2 separate regions of the Mus musculus genome follow, and region 2 is linked to region 1. The links are chromatin loops, found by intact Hi-C in ENCODE. Cell type or tissue: heart. All regions are shown on one strand. Each heading gives the region's core, and the rest is flanking DNA. Links, peaks and the distances in the headings are about the cores only.

Region 1 (2,915 bases), core at 136-2,635:
TAGGAGCTGTCACGAACGAATGAACTGTTAATAGACAGAGCGGGATGTCTTGCTTCAATTAGTGCAGGGGTTTGGGGAGTTGTACTGGCTAGAGCTGTGTCATTAGGAAGTCACTGTTAGATGTATTAGTTATATGTCTCACTACTGTGATCATGACGGAGAAGGCGAGGTGGCAGGGGTGTGAGGTACCCTCCACAGGAGGGAGGAAGAGACTAGACAGGAAGTGTCCCCCTATAAAACTTCAAGTGTCCACAACCTCCCCACACAATGCCACCAGCTGGGGAACGTGTGAACCTGTGTGGGACATTTTATAATGCAAGCTACAATTAAAATCGTGTGTTTCAGAATAATCACAACAGCGTGCCGTCCCTGGCTCTTTTTATATCACGTTCTGGAAGATTCCCTTGACTTTATCATTCAGGGGTTGTACTGGCTGGTTTTGTGTCAACTTGACACAGGCTGGGATTATCACAGAGAAAGGAGCTTCAGGTGTGAGGAAATGCCTCCACGAGATCCAGCTGTGGAGCATTTTCTCAATTAGTGATCAAGGGGGAAAGCCATTATAGGTGATTCGATCCCTGGGCTGGTAGTCCTGGGTTCTATAAGAAAGCAAGCAAGCTGAGCAAGCCAGGGGAAGCAAGTCAGTAAGTAACATCCCTCCATGGCCTCTGCCTCAGCTCCTGCTTCCTGACCTGCTTGAGTTCCAGTCCTGACTTCCTTTGGTGATGAATAGCAGTATGGAGGTGTAAGCTAAATAAACCCTTTCCTCCCCAACTTGCTTCTTGGTCGTGATGTTTGTGCAGGAATAGAACCCCTAAGGGTTGTATTAGACTTTTGTTTGAGGGATAGGCATTTTGTTGTTGTTGTTGTTGTTCCTTACAGGTCATTCTCGTTCGCTAATCCATTCACTTTTGTCTCATCCCTTTATTGCTTGTCTGTCTCTCCCTGGGATTATTATTTCCAAGGTGTTCTCTACTTCTTCCACAGTTGTGTCTCCTTCCTCTAAGTTCTTTCTAAAAGCTTTGCATTGCTTTATTTCGTTTTCCCACTTTCATCTGAGGTCTCCTCACACGACTCTATCTTACTTGCTTGAAATAATGGCATGACTAAGATATGATTCATGTATTACAAAATCCACTTGTTTAAAAGTGTCCAGTTCTGTAGGTCACATCTGTAATGCACTTCAGAGACTTAGGCAGGAAGGTCATGAATTGGAGGCTAACCTGAGCAATAGTGTGAAAAAAAAAATCTTGTCTCAATAAAACAAAACAGGGGGCCAGAGAGTTGGCTCAATTAAGAGCACTGACTGCTTTTCCAGACAACCTTGGTTCCCCCCACCCCTTCACAAAAAACGGCTCCAGCATGTATGGAGGTTTACAATAGTTTGTAATTCCAGTTCCAGAAGATCCACTGCCCTCTTCTGGCCTCAAAAGGTACTGCATGCAGGTGATGCACAGACATACCATGCACCATGGGCCAACACCCATGCACACAAAATAATTTTAAAAAATTAAAACACAGCCATGGAAAGAAAGAAAAAACTATACAATTTGGTAGGTTTTAGCATATGTCTGTAGCTGCATAATGACCATAATTTTACCTCTGTTCCTTCACTCCCCTCTATGGACCACCTCAGAGGAGGCTAAGAGTCTATTCTACCTTTGGTCTCTATGGATCTGCCTCTTCTAGACAATTTTATCAATAACCTTAAGTACTATGTGACCTATTGTGTCTGGCTTCTTTCACTTACAAACATGTTTTCCAGGTTTATCCACACTGTAGCCCCTGCCCTCACTTCATTGCTATGCCCCGCTTTATTTGTGCAGTCAGTCACCAGTTGGTGGACTCTTGGATGGTTTCCACTGCGGGTCTTCTGTAACTAGTGCTGCTTGTGAGCCGTCTTTATTTAGCTGTGTTTTCATTTCTCTGGAGGGTACCCTGAGTGTGACATTGCTAGATCAAATGGTAAGCATGTGTTTAAGTTTTTGAGGAATTGGCAAACTGTTTTCCCAAAGCAAGGAACCAGCCTCCATCCCAGGAATGCAGGACAGCACGGTGTTCTCTCAACCTGCACTGACACTCTTCTTATCTGCCTTCTTTCCTTAAGCCGTAAGTGGCTTGGGAGTGTTTCTTCATTGTGGTTCTGATGTGCATTTCCTTAAGGACTAATGATATTAAGCTACTTTTCACGGGCTTATTGGTTTTATATCTTTAATGAGAAAATGTCTCCAAATCCTTCACCTTTAAATCTAACTTTATTTTGCTCATGGCTTATGAGAGGGGTTTATATGTTCTCTGTACAAGTGCCTTATCACGAATATGGTTTTCAAGTATTATTTCCCATTCCCGGGACATTTTGGTTTTCCAGTTCTTTGATATTGTTTATGTGTTGGCTGTTCTGCACATATATGTGCACATATATGTGCACATGTATGTGCAGTGCCCACAGCGGCTGGACAAGGGCACTGAATCCTCTGCGACTGGGATTGTGGATGGTTGGCAACTACCTTGTGTGTGTTGGGAACTGAACCTCAGTCTTTTGGAAAGGCAGCCAGTGCTCTCAACCACTGAGGTGTGAGGTTTTGTCTTTTACTGTCTGTTATAATGCTAAGTGTGGGCCCCCAAGACCTGAGTCTCCATGTAGCCCCTATGACCCTGCCCCCAAGGTAATTCTGATTGGTGAATAATGATGCCAACTGAGTCAATAGCTGCGCAGAAGAGATATAGGTGGGGTTTAGGTTTTGTGGGCTTGGGGGCAGAGGAGGACCTCGAGGGAAAAGGATGTGCAGGAGAGGAAAAGGAGAAGCTGCCTTGTGTTAAGCGTCAAGAAGCGTGGCCCCAAGGGCTGGCCAATCGGAGCTAAGAGCCGCCCAGGTGAAACAGCAATAACTTGGGGTTCTCCATAGGAAATAGAT
Region 2 (2,876 bases), core at 377-2,876, 310 kb before region 1:
TGTACATCAGGAGTTCTGGCACCTCTGACATGGGCATCAAACTGATACACACCCAAGTAAAGGTTCTAAGTCTGAGGCCAGGTCAGAGGTTGAACAAGGGGAAGGTTAAGTTTACTCAGTAGCGGTAAGGAAGAATTGAGGACCCCAGGCTACAGAAGCCAAGCTTTCTGCCAGGATGAAATCCTTTCTACCACCAAAAGAACATCCAGCCCTGAGGTCGTGTTCCACATCTGCCATAGAGAAGATGAGCGGGGGAGGGAAGAGGGGGCTGGTGACAGGGGCATGGAGCAGGTGTGCACCTACTGTTAGTCCCATGTGGGATCACAGCTACGAGTCAATATTTTGTAAGAACAAAATGTAAAGGAAACATACAATAAATAGCAACTGTTTACAATACAGTGGCTTTGTCTGGGAGATCTGAAGAAAATCATTGTCAGAAGTCTGGATCAGATATTGTTTAACAGAAATGAAAGACCAGGCGCTCGGGAGGAGCAGACAAACAGAGATAGGCCCTTGAAAAGTGTTGGCCAGCTTTGAAAGATTACAAAAAAAAAAAAAAAATCCAAAGAAAAATAATGGCTGTTGCTAAATGCCATGCATAGGGCCTGACAGCACTGACCTGTACATGCAAATGTTGTCAAAATGCTAACGTCCTGTACATTTTACTTCATTCAAACACCAAATTTTAGGGGCTGAGTAGACAGCTCATCAGTTAAGAGTGTTCTCTGCTCTACCAGAGCACCAGAGGTCCATTCTCAGCACCCATATCAGGCTGATCACAACTGCCTCTATCTCCAGCTACAACACCCTCTTCTGGACTCTGGGGGCACCCACCCATATGTGGCATAAATACACAGAGGCATACACATAAAAAATGAGTCTTGATAAATAAATATAAAGGGCATTTAGCTATAAAAAACGGAGATCTGTAAGGGTGAGCATGTACACATATTCTTTCCTTTTTTCCTTTTGACACAGGATTTCACTATGTAGTTATGGGTGGCCTGGAACTCACTGCGCAGACCAGAGGTCAGAAAACAACTTATAGGACTCTCTTCTCTGACTTCTAACTCAGGTAGGCAGGCTTGGCATGAAGTGCCTTTATCCACTGAACCAACTGTCTCAAGTGACTCACTATAATCAGACATGTGACATTTGGGGCAAATATAATATCGTCAATATTTTCAGCCCCTTACCCTAGCCTCTTTGAGGATGAAATTCTACTGTTGCATCAACACCCACAGTGGTTATACCCAGCACCCTCTGCCGCTTACTGTTAGAAGTGTTTCCCTCTCCAGCTCTAAATGTGCCCACTTACGACTGACATAGGCTTTCCCGAGAGAGCTAAAGATGCTATGTTTAAGTCTATCGACTGAAAAACCATGCTAAATCTAATTTGATTCCGCATTTATCATCAACACCCTTCTTAGTCCCTATTCTTAATCTAGTTTGTCCAATATATTCCACCCAGAATCTATTACCCTTCCTTTAGTCTAATTTCATGGGGGGGGGGGGGTAGAGACCAGAAGGGGGCGCTGGATGCCCTGGAGCTGGACTTATCTGTGGCCTTAAGTCTCCGGAATCCAGCTGTGGTGCTCTGGAAGGGCAGCAAGCACCCTTCACCCCTGAGCCATCCCTGCAGCCCCTTCTTGGCCCACAGTGGTGACCTGACCTGTTAGGACAGTTAACCAGCTAACTCATGTCCTTTGCCTTGGAAACTGTCACCGGAGCCGAGGGTCACCTCAAAACCACGCTTGAACGTCGAGGAAGCAGCCACACCTAGCAACACACGCGCAGAGCACGGTGGAGGGTGATGAGCTCTCGCGAGAGCCCAACTCTGTTCTCGGGCAACAGACGGTGAGGGCGGGGCGCGACGCTCGGGCGCTTCCGCAAAGATGGCGGCGGCTGCGGGAAGAAGCGCTTGGCTGGCGGCCTGGGGCGGAAGGCTGCGGCGCGGGCTCGCGGCCGGCCGACGAGCTGTGCCGACTCGCGGCCCTCTCGCAGCGGCTGTGGCCGGGGTAGCCCTGGCAGGCGCAGGAGCGGCATGGCATCACGGCCGCGTGAAAGCAGCCGCGCGCGAGGGCTCCCGAACGGTGTCGGCGCAGGTACGGCTCAGCCCGGCCCCGCCCTCAGGCACCCCTGGGAGGGGGGCGGAGGCACAGGAGACCCTAGGCGCCTGGCACGAGCCTGGAGGGCCTGGGGGGTTCCGGGAGGAGGCGGCGGGAGGCCCCGCCCGGGATGCGTGTGGGCGTGGCTGGGGCACGCCTCTGCCCACCTGGTGGATGGAGAAGGGTCCTTGACGTTTGCGGGGGCTGGGCACCCCTTAGTTAGCCTGCATCGTTAAAGAGTTCCCTGGTCGCTTCTTTGTTGAAAAGGGTGGCGTCGACCTACTGTGTGAGCCACACACCCCCCCAGTCTAGAGAATATCAACTCTAAAAGTTAAACAGCTGATAGTTGCAGATTTTATCAATTCCAATGACAGCTGTTACATAAGTCGAAACCGTAATGTTTTAGTGGACCCCGCCTACGCGGCAAAACAAGTTTTCCTAAACCTGAGCTGTCAGGATGCAAATGTTAAGTACCCTACTTCAAGATGAACCCGGTCTTGTAAAACCTTGGAAAGTTTGAATGTACTCTCTAAGATTTTTATAGAGAGAGGCATTTCAGTGTTTTGGGTTTTAGGGTTTTTAAAATTAAAAGCAGTTTTTTATTTTCCTTATTTGCTAGGTTTCTGTTACCTAGTTCTAGTGGGAAAACTCAAGCATTAAAATACAACAAAAAGAAAAGCATACCTTACAGATTAAAGGTTGGTAACTGTTTGATTATTGAACAGTTTATACAAACATTGACTCCAACCTCACACCACATCAGAGGTG

What was found. Hi-C counts contacts between places; a loop is a spot of excess contacts. Peaks named below come from ENCODE experiments on the same cell type or tissue, not always from the same donor. Only the 100,000 strongest peaks of a DNase experiment are listed, where the experiment ranks them.
Region 2: it touches region 1 in a loop (2.7-fold over the local background); 3 of 42 quality-filtered maps call a loop at or near these places.

What each region holds. Positions count from the first base shown.
Region 1 is chr14:57,683,284-57,686,198 of GRCm38, reverse strand. No RefSeq gene overlaps it. Among named protein-coding and RNA genes, the nearest start is that of Gm26440, 13 kb to the left of the region's middle. In heart, for the core only: a CTCF peak has its summit at 1,444 (motif pointing left); a DNase peak (open chromatin) is centred at 1,408.
Region 2 is chr14:57,998,259-58,001,134 of GRCm38, reverse strand. It overlaps Micu2 (mitochondrial calcium uptake 2), which reads left to right and starts at 1,873. Exons shown (of 12, transcript NM_028643.3): 1 at 1,873-2,105. The coding sequence starts at 1,896. It overlaps 3110083C13Rik (RIKEN cDNA 3110083C13 gene), which reads right to left and starts at 1,823. Exons shown (of 2, transcript NR_166770.1): 1 at 1,673-1,823. In heart, for the core only: a CTCF peak has its summit at 1,567 (motif pointing right); a DNase peak (open chromatin) is centred at 1,814; H3K4me3 peaks cover 1,278 bases; H3K27ac peaks cover 991 bases.